Linked DNA regions of Homo sapiens: region 2 is linked to region 1. Evidence: read pairs that join two places in POLR2A ChIA-PET (ENCODE). Cell type or tissue: CD4-positive, alpha-beta T cell. All regions are shown on one strand. Region 1 overlaps LOC107985814 (a long non-coding RNA gene). Region 2 has its middle 18 kb from the start of PDCL3.

Region 1 (8,000 bases):
ACGTCCTGCACTTCTCCTCTTCTCCTCTCTGACAGTGCAGCCTAGGGTTTTTATGGACAGAAGATGGGAGACAGGGCAGGCCATGGGTGGTTTTGGAAAATGCAACATTTGAGCAGGAAAACAGGAATGCATGTTCTCACTTTGGGCTGTGGTTCCAGGCTTGAGGGTTGGACCCTCACTGGGGACCCGCCTGCTTCTGCCCAGAATATCCCTGCCTCCTGTCCCTGTAACTATGACTGCTTGCAACCTACTCTTTCTCTTTCCTCTACCTCCTGACCTCTGCTAGTTACAGCCTCTACCTATTCACAGATTCTCCAACTCGTAGTTTCTGAGTATTACTTCTCTCTGATGGAGGTTCAGTTTCTTTTCCCATGACCAACCACTCAGTTGCCTCTCTCTCTTTCATATTCATACTGCCCAAGGAGTGATTCTGCAGAATAGGCACTGGCCATGCTGTCTATCCACTGTCCAATCAGCTGTGGCCATGTGGTCACATGATCATGGTTCCAACATGGCAGCCCACAGTGGGAGGAACTCATGGGAAGAGGACTATGGGAGTAGCAGGCACCCCAAGACTTGTCCTGCCCACATCAGGGGGATGAAAAAGAGGGGGTATGACTCTGCCAATAACAAATTTTCTCTATTTTATAGATTGGTTGCTGGGGGAGGGTCTGGTAAAATGAAATGAGACACTGAGTTCTGTCATAGAACTTTATTTTCAATAATTAGGCTTTATTTTCAAGAATCCTTAGAGTTCCTCCCATGAACCCCAGAGAGCCAAGGGGCACTGTTTGAAAAAAAATAACACTAGGTCAAATCTGACCCCCTAAGCTTGTAGCCAGGCTGCTTTTTTCATTTTTCGCAAGTCAGACACATCTTTGGGGACAGTGGTAAGAACACATGGAAGTGATCCCAAGTCCCCTAGACACTTCAGCATCATCTGGCCAGTGAGGGCAGTATTTGCTGCTCTGACCCTCTAGGCACTGCTAAGTTAAAGATGTACAGGACATATCATGTAGCTGGCTTGTCTCTGAGGTAGTCTTCCAGCTACCTTGATCTTGTCTTGGGAATGTCTGCTGGGTTCTATAACTTAATAGGGTAAGTCATTTTAACAGGTAAACAACAGTGGAGTTTTTTGGTTTTGGGGTTGGGGAATTGGAAGAGAAGGAGAATGTATATACCAAAGACATCTAAGGGGAAAGAATCCAAAAGAAACAAGGGAATATTTATCCACTTAACATTTACGCTAAAAAAAAAAATGTAGTTTTCTTTAAAACACTTAGCTTAACTATCAAAATGGAAATGTGCTCATGAGGTAATTCGCATGAAAGAGGCAATGACTGATGGCTTAAAGATAATATATACTCATGTAGTAAGTGCCACACACTGTTCCAAGTGCTTTATCTATATCAAGTCATTGGTCTCCACAATCTTATGAGGGAGGTATAATTTTGATTCCATTTTACATAAAAGAAAACTGAGGCACAGAACCATTAATTCACTTGCCCAAGGTCTTGCAGCTAGCAAGTGGCAGAGGTGGTGGCATTTAAATCCTGACAGTCTAACTCTCAGAGTTTAGGCTCTGAATTACAATGTTCTCAAAGGAAATTTAAAACTACATGGAATTGAATGAAAATGATAACACAACATATTAAATTGGATGGGATGCAGCCAGTATTTATCCAGCATGCATTATGCCTAAGTGGTTTTAAGTCCATTACCTCTATGAGGCAGGGTCACATGAGCACACCCATGCTCAGAGAGGTCAGGTACTGGTACAAGGTCATTCAGGTAGGAGATGGAAGAGCCAGGATAAGAACACAGGTCTAGTTCCAGAATCTTCCATCTACCCATTAGTTCTCCCTGTGCACAAGTGATAACTTTCAAGGTACATTTGCACGTTGATGGGAGATAATCCATCTACCCAAGAAATAAACGTTGATGGTGGAAATTCTAGAAATAATTTAGCTTGAGGGAGGGCGTCTTCCAAGCATCCCTGAAATTATAGCTCACAATTCGCTGTTTCCTAAGCCAGCTCTGCTAGAAGGTGACAGAATCTGAGCCCTGCTTGAGCAGTTTTCTTTCTCCCTCTTCCGTCAGGCATCCCCTGTGGGAGGAAGGAGGAGCTCAAGGTCAGGAGAGCACTGTTCCCTGGGAGGTAAGTGCAGCACTCAGCCGCATTGACTCCAGCTGGCATCCTTCAGTGCGGGAGGCCTCACCGTCTATCCCTGCAGGGCTTTGTTCCCCGCAGGCCTCTGAATGTGAGATCCACCCTCTTTGGATTTCTGGGGCAATTTTTGCTTTACTTTTTCACCTGACCCTTTGGTTTAAAAACACAATAAGGAGTGGGAATTATTAGCACTGGAGTTAAAGAATGCCGGCTTTTAGGACCTGTTTTTTTCTGGTCAAGCTGAGAGAGGAAATCAAAGCTTCCATTCTTCTCCCTGGAAACAGAACTTACAGAAGTGTGTCTTATTACATCATTGTTGATAAAAAGCAAGTGGGAAATACTTGAAAATGTGAAAAATCACAGAGTAACTGTGTGTGCATTCTACAGTGTAAAATCAATGGATGACATCCTTCCTGAGACTTAAGAAAGTCCAGACCAAGTTAAGAAGAGGGAGTTGGATGGAGATGCCAGGAATTGATGAAACTCTGTGTGCAAAGCACAGCACAGTTAGTGCCAAGAGTAGGAGGTGGTCCTCTCACCTCTAAGGACTTCAGAAGGCTGGTTGGCCTGGGGAATGCCAAATACTCAGTAATGCCTCTGTTTCCTAACTGGCCAAAATGTGAAAAAGTAAATGGGCTCAAATAAATATTAATGAAGTGTCGACCATGTACTACATTGCAAAACGGCCTTTGTGGCCTTTGCAAAATTTATGACAGTAGGAAATCTGATATAGTTGACTTCATCTTGCTTCTGATCTCCAAGCTGTCCTTGGTCATTCCTGGGCATAGGACAAGCTAACTTTGGGAGGAATTGAGTTTATAGTTTACATTTAAAGCAAAGGTGATAATAGCCCTTCCCCAAACTAAACCACCTTTGTAAAACTAATGAAAGGTCACAAGGTTAAGATTATGAGAGAGAGGGGCCTGAATTCTGACAAGACAGGCATAGTTTCTAGAATCCCTTACTGCTCAGGGGTCATGTGGCCAGAGGTCACAAGATTTGTGACTTTTCCAATTGCTCCTATAAATAACATCGCTATTGTAGAACTGAAGATTGGTTTTTGAGATATCTTTCAGACTGACCCCACCAGGACTCATGACTCATGGCTCAACAGGTCTTGTGGCTCCCATGTAGAGGCAGACTCAGTGCACGAGGACCATTTTCCACACCCTTGTGATTTCATCCCCAACCAATCAGCAGCAGCCATTCCCTAGCCCCCTGCCCACCAAATTATCCAAAACACCCTAATATCCAAGCTTTTGGAGAGACTAATTTGAGTAATAACTCCAGTTCTCCCACGTGGGTCAGCCTCACGTCATTTAAACTCTTTCTCTATTGCAATACCGTGGCCTCAGTGAGCTGATTTTGTCTGCGCTGTGGAAAGGAAGAACCAGTCAGGTGACTGCAGTTAGACAAACTGGAAGTTAATCTGTGGGTCTTTCACTGACCAACAATGACTTCATCTCTCTGAGCCTCAGTTTCCTCATTTATAAAATGGTGCTCATAGCAACTGTACCTGAGTGTAACAAGCCCAATGCCTGAACTCTGATACCCCCCAAGGAAACACAAATAGGCAAGTCAGAAATCCTCTTTTATAACAAAGCAGGGAGCGGAATGCACCAGACATCCCCAGCAAGGCTTTCTAAAACTCTCTTCAAAGTTGTATTCCACAGGATACCGGCTCTCTCTCCACTCCCCACCATCCCCCACCACACTCTCAAATATTTTCTTCTTCCTGAGCTCTCCATGCCCTTTGTTCTGTAGATCAACGTGACTTGTAGATCAATGTGTTCTATAGATTAATATTCAGACGTCTCTGGTACTGCACCCTACCCTCTGCAGCACATCAGTGGGGTGGGGTTGAGTTGAGGGTTACACAGAATAATAACTTTTTTTTTTCTGATACACAATCATGCCATAGGTTGACATGATGATTAAAGAAACCACAGATGCAAAAACCACTAACAATAAGCCTAAAATGTGGAGCAAGCTCAGTAAAAGTTCACTTCCTTCCTCCTCCCGCAGACACAAAGATCAAACGTGCAAAGATCAAATGTATCTGAGAGGGTTTGGGAAATGGAGCACACAGTAGGGCCCTATTCTGATGAAAGCGCTGATCTGATGCTGAGATAAGAGGTAGCAAAGTGATGGTCTAACCCCACTTGGGGGTGCGATCAGCTATCCTTACATGGGCCAACTCCCAGGGAGGGATGGGGTCTCCCCTCCTGAAGGGACAGAGGAGAGGAAGGGAGCAGGGGTGGTGGGTGGTCTAATGCTAAACCTATGAAAGGAATGGTGATCTCAGAGGGGGTGGGGTTAAGACACTGATCTGTGGGCCAAAAAAAAAAAAAAAAGATACCTCTAGGAGAGTCAGTTAGCAGGAGCCTATCCTCATTTGTAGTTGGAAAACAGCCTGGTTGGGGCTATTTGGTCTCTTCTAAGTCAACTAAAAACACATTGAGACCAGGCACGGTGGTTCATGCCTGTAATCCCAGCACTTTGGGAAGCCGTGGCAGGAGTACCACTTGAGCACAGGAGTTCAAGACCAGCCTAGGCAACAGTGAGAGCTTCTCTCTCCTCCCACCACCCGCAAAAAAAAAAAAAAAAGAGCTGGGTGTGGTGGTACATGCCTGTGGTTCCAGCTGCTCAGGAGACTGAGAATGCAGTGAGCCAGGATCACACCACTGCACTCCAGCCTGGGTGACAGAGCCAGAACCTCTCTCAAAAAATAAATAAATAAAATAAATAAATAAATAAAATATATTTTTATTGAATGAAAATGATAACACATGCGTGTGTGTATGTGTGTGTGTGTATATATACATATATATATATATATATATATATATATGACTCCTTCCTTTTTTTCTAGTATTTTCCCTAATTACACAACAGAACAAAACAAGAAGGAAAGAAACAAGGTCAAGCTTTCTAGAAGGCCTGGATTTTTTCTCTATGAGGAAAATAAAATCATGCAGCCCCTTAGGGTTTCAGTCAGTGATCCTGTTATGGGCTGAATGTTGTCCCCCAGCAAATTCACATGGTGAAGTCCTAACCCCCAGTACCCACAGATGGTGACGGTATTTGGAGATTGGGTCCTGAAAGAGGTGGTTAAGGTAAAATGGGGTCACAAGGGTGGGCCCTAATATAGTATGGCTGGTCTCCCTATTAGAACATGAAGATGGCCATCTACGAGCCAAGGAGAGGGGCCTCAGAAGAAACCAGTCCTGCTGACACCTTGCTGTTGAACTTCCAGCCTCCAGAATTGTGGGAGAAATAAATGTTGTTTAAGCTGCCCTGCCTGGCACCCTGTCATGGCAGCCCTAGCAAACTAGTCCAGCTGCACTTGTCTGCGTGGAGACCTCTGACCCCAGGGCAAATGTTCCAGCTCGTCTTCCCTCCTTTGCCCTGCTATTTCCCCTACCGGTTGGCTCCTCCTGCCTGCTGGCTCTGCAGTGGTACCAACACCGAAGCAGGGGTCAGCAGGGGTGTGCTCTGGGGACCTGAAGCTGGCCCAGGAGGGTCAGGGATGGGCACAGCAGTGGGGAGAGGACAAAGCTAGAGTCAGTGCAGCCTTGGACCGACCACAGGAGCACTGTGGGCAGGCAGCCGGCAGGGGTAGTCTCGCTCTGTTTGAATGAGACCTGCTGTGTTTGCTGAGCCAGGAGACAGGCCCTGACTTCCCTGAGCTTCCAGGACGTTGAAGCATGGAAAGAGGTCGTTTTCCTTGGCCCAGCTTTGGGAGCCCAGGTCCGCATATGCCTCACAGCCCTCTGGGGGAGGCAGGAGCCCTCAGAGGACTCAGCTCCCTCAGTCAGGAAGAGAACCTGGTGTCTCCCAGAGGTGAGCACAGGTGTGGGAATAAGCAAGTTGAATCTGACTTAGAGGCCTAATATTTACTTTCCATCCCTATTCAAACCCCCCAACCTCCATCCCCCAGGGTGGCACAAGAACCAGGCAGCTTTTGAAGTGGCAGGAAATAGGGGTGAGACCACAGGCCTTCAGGTCCTGGAGTTGCCTCTGAGGAGCTCATCCCCATGCACGGGGTCCTTTCCCCATGCACGGGGTCCTTTACAGGGGGGACTCTGCTGCTTCCAGGCCACAGGGGACCAGGGCCCTCAGATGATGCTGGCAGCCACAAGGGCTGGGGTCAAGACCCCGAAGGACACACAGTGTTTCTCCTCTGAGGGTCTATCCTCATGAGAGCCTCTATCCTATTCTTTTCCAGAACTAGGTGCGCTCTCTCTCTCTCTCTCCTTTGAGAAGCTTAGGGTTCCAGACAAACAAAAGCCAGGGGGGCAGGGTAAAGTCAAGCAAGTTGCCTGCTGAAATATTGGGTATGAGAAATTGGAGCTGAAATGCAATCATTCCGCCACACCTGCTACACACAGCTTTGCTTCCTGGTCCTAGTCATGGGCTGAGGAAGCCTCAGGGTCCAGCTCAATCCCAGCAGGCTTGGAGTTGACCTCAAGGCCACCGAATTGCATCTTCCTCAATGCAGGGACCATGCCTTGCTTATCACCATAGCTACCGTTTATTGAGAGCATTCTCTGTGTGAAGTGGCTTCATATCAGTTATCATTAACCCTCACCATACTGAAGTCAGATGTTATGATCATCTTTTAACAGGCATGGAAATTAAGGCTCAAGAAGGTGACTTGCCCAAGACTTCATAGCCCACAACTGCTGGAGGTGGGATTTGAACTCGTCTGCGAGGTTCGAAATCACCCCAGCCCAGTGCCTGCTCCTGACAGAGACTCAGCAAGTGCAGCTCTGCGTGTTTCCTCCATCACAGAGGCCTGCTTAGGGGAAAAATCTTGCTGAAGAAAAGTGGCCGATGGTTTCGAGAGAAGAGACGCTTATTCATGTAATTCTCAAGAATCCCATCTCCGGCTTAGAAGGACACCTTTTCTGATTTCCCATTCAAAGGGACTGACGTACACTCAGGGGCTGAGGCAGCAGCTGTTTTTGCTGTGCACAGACTGGAGAGCGATGTGTGAGTGAAGTCTGTGGCCACTTCTCTCCTCCCCCGAGCCTTCTGGGGTTTGGGTTTATGACTCCAGAGGCGGAGAAGCGTGTTCCCTTTCTGTGCGGATCCCGTCATTGACAGAGTCTGTTTTAGAAGAGCATTTTTAGATGGCAGCGAACGTTCCAGACCCCAAAGCATTCTCTTTACAGCACCGTCTAGCTTGGGTGGGGATAGGGTGGGTTTGTGAACACGTGTGTGCGTGAGAGTGTGAGTGTGTGCAAGTGTGTGCACGTGTGTGTCAGTCCCTCTGTCTGGCTCCCACTGCTAGCCACCTCTGTCATATCCTGACTATTTCGCCGGGGCATCGTCCAGCCATAGGAATCTTCAGCAAACCTACAGTTCAGACGAACGCCCTCGTTTCTGCCCTGAGAAGAAAGTCCGTTGAGTCTGAGGGCTCCCGAGTCATTCTCTCAAGGCATTCATTCAGTTTTGTTTCCCCTGGTGCTACCCTCTCTGAAGTCGTTATTACTCATTAGGTGTATTGCACATACAGAAAAAGTAGGTCAAGGATTAAAAAAAAAAAGAAAAAACATCTCTGGGAGAAGCACAAGTATTGTGTAAAGCTATTTTGAACTTGCGTGAGATTTTTCAAGGGGGAAATGTTTTGTGCAGAGACGGCTGCTGCCACAGCTGACTTACCAATGAATGCCCGTGTCTGAGCCTTTCATACGCTAACCACGTGACCTTGGAATTCCATTTTGAAATGATAATTGTGCCCAGTGGGGTGAGCAGCCTCTCAATCCAGGTTCTATACAATATAGGTCACCTCGAGGATCCTCAGTAGAACAGGAACAAGAGAATC
Region 2 (8,000 bases), 63 kb after region 1:
ACTGGCTCATTTCACTTAGCATCCGTTTTGTGTGTGTGTGTGTGGTTTGATAGCGCATTTCCTTTTGAAGCAGATACCATTGTCCTGATATACCACAGTGTGTTTATACATTCATCTATTGATGAATGTTTTGATTGTTTCCAGTTTTGAGCGATAATGAATAAAGATGCTATAAACATTTGTGTGCAGGTTTTGTGTGAACTTAAGTTTTCAAGTAGTTGGGTAAATACCTAGGAGCATGATTGCTGGATCGTATGGTAAGACTATTAAGAGTGTTATCTATTTATGTTTACTGTGATTACTGTTTTAGATTTCCTTCTAAAATCTTATTTTGGACTTTCTAAGACCTGCTTTTCTGTTTCTTTTTATTCTTCCATCTGGTCTTCTTTTGAATTAACTGAGATTTTTTCCCCCATTACTTTCAAAGTTATACACTCAATTTTTTTTCTTTTACTGTTACCTTGAAAAAAATATTTTTAACATGCATAAGTTTGCCAAACTCTTGAATACTTTGTAAAGGTCTAAGAATGCTTGAACTCCAGTTTATCCTCCTTCAGCTTGTGTACTCTTTTGTCCTGTTTTTTAGTTGTATTTTGTTCTTTATGTCCCAAAGAAGACAGACTTTGCATTACTATGTGAAGTCAATGTTCATTAAGATTTCCATTCCCCTTTTTTGGCCAACATGCTTTCTTGAACCTTAGACCTTACATCAGCTCATCATCTTTCTGCACAAAGCAAATTCCCTTTTTTTTTTTGGACGGAACTTCATTCTTGTCTCCCAGGCTGGAGTGCAGTGGCACGATCTCAGCTCACTGCAACCTCCGCCTCCCGGGTTCAAGCGATTCTCCTGCCTCAGCCTTGCAAGTAGCTGGGATTACAGGTGCCCACCACCACATCCGGCTAATTTTTGTACTTTTAGTGGAGATGAGGTTTCACCAGGTTGGCCAGGCTGCTCTTGGGAACTCCTGACCTCAGGTGATCTGCCCACCTCGGCCTCCCAAAGTGCTGAGATTACAGGTGTGAGCCACCACTCTTGGCAGCAAATTCCTTAACTTTCCTTTAGTGAGTGTCCATTGGTGACAAACACATCTATTCTATGTCTGAAATGTCTATTTCACCTAGTTCATTCTAGTTCATCCCTACAATACAGCTTCACTGGCTATAAACAACTTTGGGTTAAGAGCTGCTTTTTCCCTTAAGCCATTGATGACACTATTCCACTGTCTTCTGGCTTTCCTTCCTGCTGTTGGGAAGTCAGTAAGCCTCATCGTTACTATCTCATAGGTGGTCTGACTTTTGTCACTGCCTGATATCCTGCAGCTTCAATATATATGGAGGTATGGATTTATTTTATTTAACTCACTTGGGATGTGTGTAAGTTTCCAAATCTGTGAATTGGTGGCTTGCATCAATTCTGGAAAATGTCTTTATCTTTTCAAATACTTTCTACTTCCAGTTCTCTCCTAAAGTTTATCTGAGACATGCAAGAAAACCTCAGTCTTCCACATCTTTTTTCTTAGCAAATTAACACAAGACCACATTTTTTTTTTTTTTTGAGATGGAATCTCGTTCCGTGCCCAGGCTGGAGTGCAGTGGCGTGACTATCTCAGCTCACTGCAACCTCCACCTTCCAGGTTCAAGTGATTCTCCTGCCTCAGCCTCCAGAGTAGCTGGGACTACAGGTGTGCACCACACCTGGCTAATTTTTGTATTTTTAGTAGAGACAGGCTTTCACCATGTTGGCCAGGCTGGTCTCAAACTCCTGACTTCAAGTGATCTGCCTGCCTCAGCCTCTCAAAGTGCTGGGATTACAGGCGTGAGCCACCACACCCAGCCAGGATCACAGATTTTAAATGTAACATTTAAAATTTGTCCCACCCATTTGACCCTGTGCTTCGGGGGAATTGGCTCTGCTTTCTAGTTCATTAATTCGCTGTTCTGTTAGTTATTTTTTTAAGGAATTCATTTTTATCTAAGGTACTCTTTTTTTTTACACTTTTATATAACATAAAAAACTTTTTTATACGTTTTTACACTTTTATATAACATATAAAAAACATTCATCGTATATTTTATGTCTGAAAATTCCTCTCTCCTGTCTTTGCAGGTCTGGCTGTGCTGTCTGTTTTCTGCTGGCTTTCATTCAGGATGCCTTATCTGTGGCATCCTGTGATTTTGTGGGTTTGTGATATTTTTACTAGAAGCTCATGTTCTTGGAGCTTCTAGGAGAGAGTTTGAGGCTAAATCAAAGGTGTGTTCTAGCATAGATACGCAGTTGCTTTGGCTATGAGCTCAGAGGTACTACCAGCTTAGGGCATCTTTTTCTTTTTTTTTTTTTTTTGAGACGGAGTCTCGGCTCACTGCAAGCTCCGCCTCCCGGGTTCACGCCATTCTCCTACCTCAGCCTCCGGAGCAGTTGGGACCACAGGCGCCCGCCACCACGCCTGGCTAATTTTTTGTATTTTTAGTAGAGACAGGGTTTCACCATGTTAACCGGGATGGTCTCCATCTCCTGACCTCGTGATCCACCCGCCTTGGCCTCCCAAAGTGCTGGGATTACAGGCGTGAGCCACCGCACCCGGCCTTTTTTTGGGGGGAGGGGGGACAGAGTTTTGCTCTTGCTGCCCAAGATGGAGTACAATGGCGCAATCTCAGCTCACTGCAACCTCTGCCTCCCAGGTTCAAGTGATTCTCCTGCCTCAGCCTCCCAAGTAGCTGGGATTACAGGTGCCCGCCACCACGCCCAGCTAATTTTTTGTATTTTTTAGTAGCAACGGGGTTTCACCGTGTTAGCCAGGATGGTCTTGATCTCCTGACCTTGTGATCCGTCCGCCTCAGCCTCCCGAAGTGCTGGGATTACAGGCGTGAGCTACTGTGCCCGGCTGGGGCTTTATCTGTGGAGAGCATTTGAGGCTAAATCAAAGGTGTGCTCTAGCATAGATATGCAGTTGCTTTGGCCGTGAACTAAGAGGTACTACCAGCTTAGGATGTCTTTCTTTCTTTCTCTTTTTTTTTTTTTTTTTTTTTTTTTTTTAGACAGAGTTTTGCTCTTGTTGCCCAGGCTGGACTGCAACCTCTGCCTCCCAGGTTCAAGTGATTCTCCTGCTTCAGCCTCCCAAGTAGCTGGGATTACAGGCGCCCACCACCACGCCCAGCTAATTTTATATTTTTAGTAGAGACAGGTTTTCACCATGTTGGCCAGGCTGTTCTGGAACTCCTGACCTCAGATGATCCACCCTCCTCGGCCTCCCAAAGTGCTAGGATTACAGGCATGAACCACCGCGCCCAGCCTAGGGCCTCTTTGAGAACCTGGTTTGAGAGGATTTTAGACCTGATGTAGCATGAGAATTAGAACTACAAACCTGCATGAGGGAAGGCTTGTAGTTGGCATCTCAGAGACAACTATGTTCTCTTCCAGCTAGTGCCAGTTTCCCCTAACACTGAATGCAATCTTTTGGGATTCCAGCTGTTTGCACAGAGACTTCCTAATCAGACCCCCAACTTAGGCACTCCCCACGCTAATCCCCTGTCACCTGGGCCCCACAAGTCCATCCTAATAGAAGCACAGCATCACTAAGATTTGGTTTGTATCCCTAGGGAGAAAAGTTGAATGCCCCCTTACCTTCCTGAAGTTCTGCTTTCACTTTGTGTTTGGCCTCTCAGAATGTTTTCCTTTCTTACCAACTCAGTGAAACAGTTAAGAACATAACATTTAAAAATAAGTTTTCTCCAACAGCTTGAGTCATCATCAGGTGGGTTTTTTAGTGTTCCTCAAGTGCTGGAAATGGAAGTCCAAAAGCCGGGCCCATGAAGTTACTGAAAGGCAATGGTGACAGCTAGAGGCAGGGAATACAGAGTACTCTTGTGTTATGTCAAGTAATTCAGCATCGGGCAGTAGAAAGCTAGAATGAATGTTTTGTTTGAGGTTTTCTTTGACGGGTGGTTTTATCAGGAAATGCATCAGCTGCTACTAACAGAGACCAAGACGGAAGTTACGTCTTTCCTAATGACAGAAGTCCAGAGAGGACAGTCAAGGGCTGGGATATAGTGGCTCCACAGCATCTTTGGGAATATTGTCCTTACTGCTTTGCCTCTATGTATAAATACCTCACGGCCCACGCAGGCTGCAGTCGCATGCACACTTCCGTCAGAAAGTAGAAGGAAGGGGGTTAAGCCCACAAAGGGCACATGACAGTTGTCTGTTCCTCCTAGTAGCAGCTTGCCCAGAACTGAACTCCCAGCCAACCACCCACAGCTCAAGAGAGGCCGGGGTTTACTCTTCCAGCGGGTCCCATTGCCACTGGAGTAGAGGGGGAGAATCCTGGATACTGGTGGGCAACCAGCACTCTCTGCCACAGGACCCTAACACTGTTACTACCTGAAGGCCCCATGTCCAGGGAGAAGCGGAAATCAAGACGGATGATTACTGAAGCAAAGAATGGGGTAGAGAATGTGGTCAAAAGCAGAGAGGGAGGGAGGGGACTTGGAAACAGGCACATCTTCACTTGAGACTGACAGCCACCTGTCTCTAAGGTTATATCTGTGAGTAATAGCTGGTTTCTGTAAGCAGGACAAAAGCACTTTCTTTTTTTTTTTTTGGAGACAAAATTTCACTCTTGTTGCCCAGGCTGGAGTGCAGTGGCGCAATCTTGGCTCGCTGCAATCTCCACCTCCCAGGTTCAAGCACTTCTCCTGCCTCAGCCTCCCAAGTAGCTGGAATTATAGGGCGCTACCATGCCCAGCTAATTTTTGTATTTAGTAGAGATGGGGTTTCACCATGTTGGTCAGGCTGGCCTGGAACTCCTGACCTCAGGTGATCCACCCACCTCGGCCTCCCAAGGTGCTGGGATTACAGGTGTGAGTCACTGTACCCGGCCCCTTTCATGGGAGCATGTTTCTCACGCAGGCGCTGCAGTCACAACACTTGTTGCCTGCCATACCTGAAAGGTAGTTGGTCAAGATTTGGGATTATAGGCTGGGCGCGGTGGCTCACACCTGTAGTCCCAGCACTTTGGGAGGCCGAGACTGGTGGATCACGAGGTCAGGAGATCAAGACCATCCTGGCTAACACGGTGAAACCCCATCTCTACTAAAAATACAACAACAACAAAAAAATTAGTGGGGCGTGGTGGAGGGCGCCTGTAGTCCCAGCTACTCGGAAGGCTGAGGCAGGAGAATGGTGTGAACCCAGGAGGCGGAGTTTGCAGTGAGCCAAGATCACGCCACTGCACTCCAGCCTGGGCAACAGAGCAAGACTCCGTCTCAAAAAAAAAAAAATATATATATATATATATATATATATTTGGGATTATATAAGAAGGTTGAGTTTAAAGCTGGAGGTAATAAATGCCAAAAAAAAAAAAAAAAAAACTTTTGGCCCTCCCTGATGACAGAGGGACACCCTTCTAAATTGCCCTTCCATCTCTCTCATAGATGCCTTTCATAGCCAGCAGAACTGTTTTTTTTTTTTGTTGTTTTTTTTTTTTTTGAGACAGAGTCTCACTCTGGCACCTAGGCTGGAGTGTGCAGTGGTGTGCTTGGCTCACTGCAACCTCCACCTCCCGGGTTTAAGTGATTCTCCTGCCTCAGCCTCCCAAGTAGCTGGGATTACAGGCGTTGTGCCACCATGCCCTGCTAATTTTTTGTATTTTTAGTAGAGTTGGGGTTTCACCATGTTGGCCAGGCTGGTCTCAAACTCCTATCCTCAGGTGATCTGCCCCTCTTGGCCCCCCAAAGTGCTGGGATTACAGGCATCAGCCACCTCGCCCAGCCCAGCGCAACTTTCTGAAGTCCTTCTGAACCACCAGGAAGCGGCTCAGCTGTAGGTCTCTGCAGAAGCAATGACTCAGGGCGTGAGAAGGTGAAGTTAGGTGTGCAATGAAGGAGGTGTATGTCATCTATCCACATCCTTTCTCTCCTCCACAAAAGAAGGAAGTATTTGATTATACAATCCTATCAATTTCACTATTCCCAATCATTTATTATCCCAATTTTCTGGAACCATTTCCCACCAATCACTTAAGAAAGGGCTACCCCAGCCGGGCACAGTGGCTCACAACTGTAATCCCAGCACTTTGGAAGGCTGAGGCGGGTGGATCGCTTGAGCCCAGGAGTTTGAGACCAGGCAGGCAACATGGTGAAACTCTGTCTCAACATAAAATACAAAAAAAAAAAAAAAAAAAAAATTAGCCTGGTATGGTGGTGCTCACCTGTAGTCCCAGCTACTCAGGAGGATGAGGTGGGAGAATCGCTTGAACTTGGGAAGTTGAGGCTGCAGTGAGATGAGATCATGCCACTGCATTCCAGCCTGGGCAACTGGAGACCCTGTCTCAAAAAAAAAAAAAAAAAAGTGGGGGCGGGGGGGTGGCTACCTAGCACCGGCTTAACCTTTCCCCACAACCCTTCCCTCCAAGCACAGAAGACAGCTTCCAGGTGTCCTTGTGTCCCCCACTGGTCACTGCTGTGTTCCTGCTGTGGAACTGGGGGAACTCAGTGCTTAAGCACCAAGTCTTACACCTCTGTCGTATCACTAATGTGCCAAAGGAATTAGAAAGAAGATAATAGTATTACAGGGAAGTCTCCGAGAATTAATCAGGGCTCATTTGCCAATGCCACAGGCACCTGAGCTTTTGCTGTGCTCGAACTAAATGCCTTCATCTGGTGTGCAGACAAAATTATGAGGTGCAGTTTTCACACTTTGATTGAAGTGGCACAGCTAATAATTTAGAATTAGATCCTGTGTGGGCTTCATAGTGGACTCAAGCTCTTATCTGTCACTGTGGACGCTGCCCCCTGTTCATGCACCACCTTTTTTTCTTTGTAAATGTGCACATTAAGGCTCTCAGGCACATGCAGAATTGAACTTTCCACCTTTGCTCTTCCCTCAAGATCTCATGTCAGCTACCAAGACCAAAATCTAAGAAGGTAGCTCTCCTACAAACCCCACGGAACCAGCATCCAAGTAAGAGGACTGACCAAATTTGTTCCAACCCTGCAATTCCATGAAACACTTTCAAAGTACACCACCAGGGAATATGTTATTGGCAGTGCTGGCTCTAGTGTATGTGGGCGGGGTGCAGTGACTCACACCTGTAATCCCAACATTTTGGGAGTCGAAGATGGCAGGATTACTTGAGCCCAGGAGCTCAAGACCAGCCTGGGTAACACAGGGAGACTCCATCTCTATTTAAAAAAAAAAAAAAAAAAAAGGAGGGGGTGGAATCCAAATATCTAAGACAGATACTTCTGATAAAATGGGTCCAAGTTGCTTGTCATTCTTTGAATTAAAGCAAAAATAAATTTTACAACATAATCTAAAAGAAATCCATGCTGATTCTTATTTCAGATTCAAACCAGCACTAAGTAATACATCATTCAACACAAATATCAGAAAATAATATTTCCTAATTGTTCAGTATCAATGTTTGTTAAGTGAGAAATACAGGATCTGGCTCACAAAACATCTTGATACGTTGTTTTTTCATGTCATATGGGTAATGTGCCAACAGCCTAACGATATTTGAGGGGGGCACATCTCACATACGTGATCGTACTTATGAACCACAAAATGAGTTTATTAACAGTTTATTTATGTGTATGCTTATATATTTCCATAAATTTAATGTCTTCTTATAGTAATCAAAATTAGTTAACAGGCCAGGCATGGTAGCTCACACCTGTAATCTCAAAACTTTGTGAAGCCGAGGCGGGTGGATCAGGAGTTTTGAGGTTGGGAGTTCGAGACCAGCCCGGCCAACATGATGAAACTCCGTCTCTGCTAAAAGTACAAAAATTAGATGGGCGTGATGGTGCACGTCTGTAATCCCAGCTCCTCAGGAGGCTGAGGCAGGAGAATTGCTTGAACCCGGGAGGTGGAGGTTGCAGTGAGCTGAGATTGTGCCACTGCACTCCAGCCTCAGCAACACAGAAAAGCTCCATCTCAAAAAAAAAAAAAAATTAGTTAACAGTCTGAGATAAACTATTTTAACAAGAAAACACAT

What was found. Peaks named below come from ENCODE experiments on the same cell type or tissue, not always from the same donor. Only the 100,000 strongest peaks of a DNase experiment are listed, where the experiment ranks them.
Region 2: POLR2A ChIA-PET joins it to region 1 with 10 read pairs; 5 of 35 experiments call an interaction of 5 or more read pairs at or near these places.

What each region holds. Positions count from the first base shown.
Region 1 is chr2:100,640,400-100,648,399 of GRCh38, reverse strand. It overlaps LOC107985814 (a long non-coding RNA gene), which reads left to right. Exons shown (of 4, transcript XR_001739199.1): 3 at 2,101-2,158; 4 at 6,799-8,000. Among named protein-coding and RNA genes, the nearest start is that of LINC01868, 36 kb to the left of the region's middle. RefSeq lists enhancers at 5,109-5,609, 5,610-6,110. In CD4-positive, alpha-beta T cell, no CTCF peak of the experiment used is centred here; DNase peaks (open chromatin) are centred at 4,169, 4,769 and 7,699; H3K4me3 peaks cover 741 bases.
Region 2 is chr2:100,577,041-100,585,040 of GRCh38, reverse strand. It overlaps the pseudogene LOC124906187. Among named protein-coding and RNA genes, the nearest start is that of PDCL3, 18 kb to the right of the region's middle. In CD4-positive, alpha-beta T cell, no CTCF peak of the experiment used is centred here; a DNase peak (open chromatin) is centred at 4,030; H3K4me3 peaks cover 1,024 bases; H3K27ac peaks cover 1,761 bases.